Linked DNA regions of Homo sapiens: region 1 is linked to region 2. Evidence: chromatin contacts called from ENCODE Hi-C or POLR2A ChIA-PET data. All regions are on one chromosome and are shown on one strand. The core of a region is the stretch at or near the end of the contact, and the rest is flanking DNA. Distances in the headings are between cores, read along the strand shown.

What was found. A loop is a pair of places that touch in the nucleus more often than their neighbours do. ChIA-PET counts read pairs that join two places held with the same protein, here RNA polymerase II (POLR2A). Pooled maps may share reads with other maps.
Region 1: a loop to region 2 is called in a map of HCT116, with 4 times the contacts of the local background. The contact joins the enhancer-like site here to the promoter of LINC02688 in region 2. A Hi-C loop is called at or near these places in 4 of 168 maps with a recorded cell type or tissue (HCT116, HepG2, adrenal gland and 1 more) and 4 of 50 pooled maps. POLR2A ChIA-PET finds 5 or more read pairs at or near these places in 4 of 52 experiments (H1, PC-3, WTC11 and 1 more).

What each region holds. Positions count from the first base shown.
Region 1 is chr11:875,275-878,350 of GRCh38, reverse strand. All of the region lies in intron 10 of CHID1 (chitinase domain containing 1), which reads left to right. Among named protein-coding and RNA genes, the nearest start is that of TSPAN4, 34 kb to the right of the region's middle. Within about 2 kb of position 1,675, at least 3 of the 41 ENCODE cell types and tissues checked have a DNase peak (open chromatin) inside an H3K27ac peak, as active enhancers do.
Region 2 is chr11:1,048,183-1,051,306 of GRCh38, reverse strand. It overlaps LINC02688 (long intergenic non-protein coding RNA 2688), which reads right to left and starts at 1,427. Exons shown (of 4, transcript NR_160890.1): 1 at 1,345-1,427. LOC124902605 reads right to left here and starts at 1,615. Exons shown (of 4, transcript XM_047427955.1): 1 at 1,533-1,615; 2 at 1,345-1,428.

The sequences.
Region 1 (3,076 bases), core at 426-2,925, 170 kb after region 2:
CCTCCACCTCCTGGGTTCAAGCGATTGTCCTGCCTCAGCCTCCCGAGTAGCTGGAACTACAGGCACGTGCCACCACACCCAGCTAATTTTTATATTTTTAGTAGAGACAGGGTTTTGCTATGTCGGCCAGGCTGGTCTCAAACTCCTGACCTCAAGTGATCCACCCGGCTCGGCTTCCCAAAGTGCTGGGATTACAGGCGTGAGCCTCTGCACCCAGACAGGAGTTTATTTCTTATAGAGGCTGAGAAGTCCAAGGCCCGTGGCCAGTTCTGTGAGAGCGTTCTTGCTGGTAGGGACTCCGAAGAGTCCGGAGGTGGTGCAGGGTGTCCGTGGTACAGGGTCTGAGCGAGCTGCCGCCTTCCCCTTCTTAGAAAGCCACAGTCCCATGCCCATGGTCACCCACTGGTCCATTAACCCACTAGTCCATGAATGGATTAATCCGTTCACCAGGGCGGAGCCCTCATGACCCAGTCACCTTCTAAAGGCCCCGCCTCCCCACAGTGCCGCCTTCTAAAGGCCCCGCCTCCCCACAGTGTCGCCTTCTAAAGGCCCCGCCTCCCCACAGTGCCGCCTTCTAAAGGCCCCGCCTCCCCACAGTGCCGCCTTCTAAAGGCCCCGCCTCCCCACAGTGCCACAGTGGGTATTACATTTCAGTGTGAATTTTGCAGAGAACATTCAAGACATCACACACTTCACCCTGTGGATTTTAGGGGAACAGCTCAGCCCATTACACCATCTGAGGGTGATGAGTTAGGGCTCACTCACTGCACAAGAGCCTGGGTCAGGTCACACAAGGCATCAGTGTGGCTTGGCGCAACAGCTCACACCTGTAATCCCAGCACTTTGTGGGGCTAAGGCAGGAGGATTGCTTGAGCCCAGGGGTTCGAGATCTTCTATGCAAAATAGAGAGACCCCATCATTACAAATAGTTTAAAAACAAATTAGCCGGTATGGTGGTGCACACCTGTGGTCCCAGCCACTCAGGAGGCTGAGGAATGCCTGAGCTGTGGAGGTGGAGACTGCACTGCACTCCAGTCTGGGCTCCAGAGCAAGACCCTGTCTCCAAAACAACCAAAGCCTTCAGCAGCTTCCCGTGGGCAGTTGCACCCACCCATGATTGTTCTGAGAATTGGCTAGGGGGTTTGGGGCCAAGGAATTCTGATTACAAAGGTGTGTATGTGAGCGTGTGGGGGTGTATGCCCTCAGGACCCCCCAGCTTTGCACAAGTTGGGGTCTGTGTGCACCCAGTCAGGAAAGAAAGGCACTGCTTCTGGGTCCTCACTCCCAGCTGAGAAGTCCCCTCATCTGCCCTCCTCGCCCACCCGAAGTGCCCTTGTTAATGACCTCTGGGCCTGAGTGGCACAGAGGAGGGGTGTGGGCACCTGGCAGGCTCCAGCCTGGATGCAGGACCACTGGAGGGGAGCAGGCCATAGGGAGATCTGGGTCTCAGGGGCCCCTAGAGTGCCCGTCCCCACGTCCCATCCTGGGTGGCCAGTAGCTCTTGCCCTGTCTGTCCCTGCCTAGAGACCTTGGCCAGGGCAGCGGCACAGATGCCAGCTCAGCAGGGCCACCTCCCGCAAGGCTGGAATAAATAAACGGCTGCCAAGACTCGCTCACACGTGCATCCTCACAGCTGCCGAGCCGGCCGAGAGAGTGCTGACGCTGCACAGCCATGGCTCCTGCCTCAAGGGTACAGCAGGGAGGGCACGCCCACTCTAGTCCAAGGAGGACACTGGCAAGGATCACAGGCAGAGGCAACCCTGCTGCTGGGAGTGTGATGCCTGACAGCCACCAGTGTCTTCCCTGGGTAGGTTCCTGGCTCTCAACTGTGCCAGAGTCCCGTCTACGAGTGGACGGCACTCCTGCCTCCGCCTGAATGTCTGCACGGTGGAGGGGCCGTGTTCGCAGCTCCTTGGAACATTCTTCCTGACCCTGGCTCTGCCCAGGTGGTGTCCAGCCCCTCCCTGAGCCCCGACCTCCCTCTCAGCTGCACTGTTCATCTGCACCCTGTGGTCCTGCCCTGGACAGGTGTCATCCACTCTGGACACCAAATCCAGCCCAAGGGCTCACTGCCTGCAACGTGCACAGGGTGAGATGGGCCACCCGTTGTGGGGTGTCCTGTGGGTCCTCCCTATCTGTTCTAGAAGCTGGGGCTCTTCTCCCTGGCCCTTTCTCGAGGCTTATCTGTCCTTGCACCTGTGCCGGCTCCTGCTGAGCTCTGGCGACATCAGCTCAGACGCCTCTCCTCACCCTCTGTTCTCGCCTTGTGTTGGCACCAGATGTCTGCTTTTCTAGCTGAAATCTCACTTATTAGCTGCGACCGCCCTAAAGAGCAGACAGCCCCCAGCCTCACATGCCCCCACACACCACGTGCACCGCCAAGCAATGCGGCGCCTGCCACCCACACCAGCCAGTCATCCAGTCCCAGCCTCCTCGCTCCTCCAGCCTATACTGTGTCCTCTGCAGAGTGGAGCCCATCGTTCCTTCATCCTGTCTGTCACCCGCCAGGGGACGTCTGGGAGGCCGGCAGCAGCAGGGATTGAATCTTAGGCACGTGGTCCTCATCACTGCCGTGGCGTCTTTTGCTGCCACGACTCGGTGGACCTAGGCGTTTTCCTCCTCTGTCTTGTGAATCTTTTACTGTGAGAATCTTCAAGCATAGAAGTGCATAGAATGGTGTGGCGAGCCCCTCATGGCCACCCCAGGACTTGACTCCCTCGGCCTCATGTGGCGCTAAGAGTTTCAGCAACCCCAGCCCCGATCCCCGGCCTCATGCTCACCGTGTTCTCCTAACACCCCAGCGCTCTCCGATAGCCAGTGACGAGGAGCCAGGTCTTCTCCACACCCGGGGCCCTCAGTGTCTACAGCTTGTGCCTCTGGGAGCCTTGGCTGACTAGCAGCAGCTCCTGAGCACATCCCCAATGGGGCCAGGTGCAGGGACTGGCTGGCATTACCTGCGGGCCCAGCCACGCCCGCCTCCCCGAGCGGGAGACGGTGAACCTCAGGGCCTCCGGTCAGGACATGGCTGGATCCCACATTTCAGACAGGACAGCCCCGAAGAAGGATGGCCACCCAC
Region 2 (3,124 bases), core at 178-2,677:
CGGAGGGCGAGAGCCGTGATGCTGTAGCCCGCCAGCAGGTGGCACCTGGCACCCGCACCACAGCCCGGAGGAGGGCTGGGCAAGGCGTGTGCTCAGGGCCGTGTGGCCCAGGTGTGTGCCTGCGTGTGCCTGCATGTTGGCAAGTCCGGTGCCCGGGTGGCTCTCAGGCATCTTGGGGAGAACAGTCAGCCCACAGCCGGGCCAGAGCCCTCTGGCCCCATTGATGGGAGGCTCTGGGACAGACAGCACTGAGAAGGGAGAGAAGCTGGGCAGGTGGGGCAGGTGGGGCCACCGGGCAGGCGTGAGGGTGACCCTGCCAAGTGGCACAGGGACGATCTGAGTCCTGCAGGGCCCGGCAGCGCCTGAATAATGGGAGAAGCTGTGTGAGCCGTGCACGGGCGGGACAGCAAGGCGGGCGGGCGTGGGTCCTGTACACACGGGTGTGGGTGTGGCTGAGCGACCACTCGCCCTCTCACATCCCCTGCAGTGAGCGTGGGGGCACTGGCCCCTCATTTCCCAGCCCCGCTGGGCCCACCTCCTGCCTGGCCCTCCCAGGGACTGACGTGTGGCCACCTACCCCTCGAACCGCAGGGGTTGCCTGTCCCCGCCTCTGTCCCTGCACCTCAGGCCCATCCCCGCCCTTGTCCCCGCACCTCGGGCCTGTCCCCGCCTTTGTCCCCGCAACTCAGACCTTTGGTGACACCTGTGGGCTCAGGCGCCACATGGGGCCCAGGACACTGGGGCCGCAGCACATCGGGGAGGGGAGGCTGCAGTCTGGGCCCAAGGGCATCCAGCCTCTCCACTCCCTCCCCGGTGACCTTGGGCAGGCTGCCCCCTCTCTGTGCCTGTTTCCTCATCTACGTGGGTACAGAACCCGTCTCCACCTGCAGTAAATCCAGTGATGGCGGGAGTGTCCCGCCAGCTGCACTCTAGGACCCGTTCGCTACAAGGATTGCACTGGGGGATGCCCTGTCCCCAGCTGGCCCGGCTCTGTCATGGCCTGGACCCTCCCTGCCTGGGCACGTCTGACCCAGAGAGAGGGAAGGCCACCAGGGCAACCCCAGAGGCCTGTCCAGCTCAGAGCCAGCCCCTCCTGCACCAGGGTCCCCTGAGATTCACCCTGACAGGCAGCAGGAAGGCAGGGTGCCTGGTGGCCTCCTTCCCCCAGGGATCTGGGGAGGGTCTGGGCTGGGCTCTTCTTTGACAGGCCGCCCGGGCCCCACCTCAGGCCTGGAGGAAAGTGGAGGGGTCCACACCGTGGCCGACCCTGGGACTGGAGACACATGGGCACCAGGACACGCGAGGCCCATGGGGGCCAGGGAAGTCCCCAGAATCCCCACTCACCACTCTGGGGTGGGAAGAGGCAGGGCCAGCCTGTCGACATGCATCTCCTGCTGTCCAGAGAATGCTCCCGACGTCCCCATTTTCCTACAGAAGAGGACATCCTTGCTGGGAAGCCGGTGGCTGCAGCCAGTCAATGGTGACTCCCAGAAGGTTCCAGGCCCCGCCCAGCCAGAACCCCAGAGCCAGACCTGGGGCCACAGGGCATGACGCAGCTCTGCCTATACAGGGACAGGCAGCTGCCCACGGCCATGGGCACAGGCTTTGAGGAAGCGACAAGGCTCTTGCACCAGCAGATTAAAATGCTGCCAAGCGGAAGAGTCTGTCAAAGCTCTCAAGGAGCAGCTGGTTCAGGGCCAGCAGGTGCTGGGGTGGTAGGGGGGCCCCTTGGCTGCTGTGACGGTGCCTGTCCCTGGCTCCCAGCCCGGGAGCCCCAGCAGTGCCTTGTACAGCCGGCCCAGACATGCAAAGGGCCAGAGCCCGGCACGCGGCAGTGTTGACTGTCATCATTGTTATTGCCATCATCATCATCATCATCATCATTGCTATTATTATATTATCATCAGGAAACTCACCTACATTCTGCAGGCTGTGGGTGAGGCCAAGGAGCAGAGGGCTGGGGGTTGATGTGGGCCGGCAAGGTCCAGGCCAGGAGGGTTCATCCCAGGGATGCCAAGACCCAGCAGAAGGTTAGCAGGGGAGGAGAGACCCTTACCCCAGGGTGACCCCACGGCGGGGGCTGCATGTGGGCACCAACTGGAGGCCTGCGGGAGGCAGGTGTGGCTCGGAGGCTCTTTGGCAAGGTGGGAGCCGGGGGTCCCTTAAGAAGTCCACCTTAAGAGGTCCTCCAGAGTGACCCAGGGAGAACCATTCTCCAACCCACCCACTCCTGGATCTCAGGCTCCCAGGACGCAGAGAGACTCTGAGCCATCTCCCGGGTTGTGCTGCTTGGTTATGGTGGCCCCAGGAAAGCGAATCAAGAGTTGCAGCAATGCTGCCCAGCCCCACGAGCAGGGAAACCAGAGCCAGGAGGTGGCGATAGGGACTGCGGGTGGGTGGACCGCGGGGCTGGGGTGTGTTCTCTTCCTGCTACTCTTCTACATTTTTCCAGGTTTTATTTAGTGACTATGTTCCACTCTGTATTAAAGTATCAAGATTCCATTTCATCAAGGACTAGCATTTTTAGCAAAGAGAGTAGCAGAGGCCAGGATTTAGCAACTAAAAAACTCCAGGAAATATGGGAAACAACATCTGTCAAGACGGTGGACATCAGGCGACGAAGAGAGTGGTCCCAGAGAGACAGCGGGTCCCTCCAACCTGGCTGCTATCCGGAAACGCCATGGCCTGAGCGGCATAAAAGCAACAGACACGCATCTCCACGGCTGCAGAGGACGGGACGTTCAAGATCCACACTCTGGCAGATTCGATGTCTGGTGAGGCCACTCCCTGGTTCACGGACGGCACCTTCCCACTGGGTCCCCTTCGCCTCTGGTAGAAGGGGTGGGAGAGCTCTCTGAGGTCTCTTTTTTTTTTTTTTCGAGACAGGGTCTCACTCTGTCACCCAGGCTGGAGTGCAGTAGCACAATCTCGGTTCACTGCAAGCTCACTTCCCAGGTTCGAGTGATTCTCCGCCTCAGCCTCCCGAGTAGCCGAGATTACAGGCGCCCACCACCATGCCCAGCTAATTTTCATATTTTTAGTAGAGACAGGGTTTCTCCATGCTGGCCAGGCTCATCTCGAACTCCTGAACTCAGGTGATCCACCTGCCTCGGCCTCCCAAAGT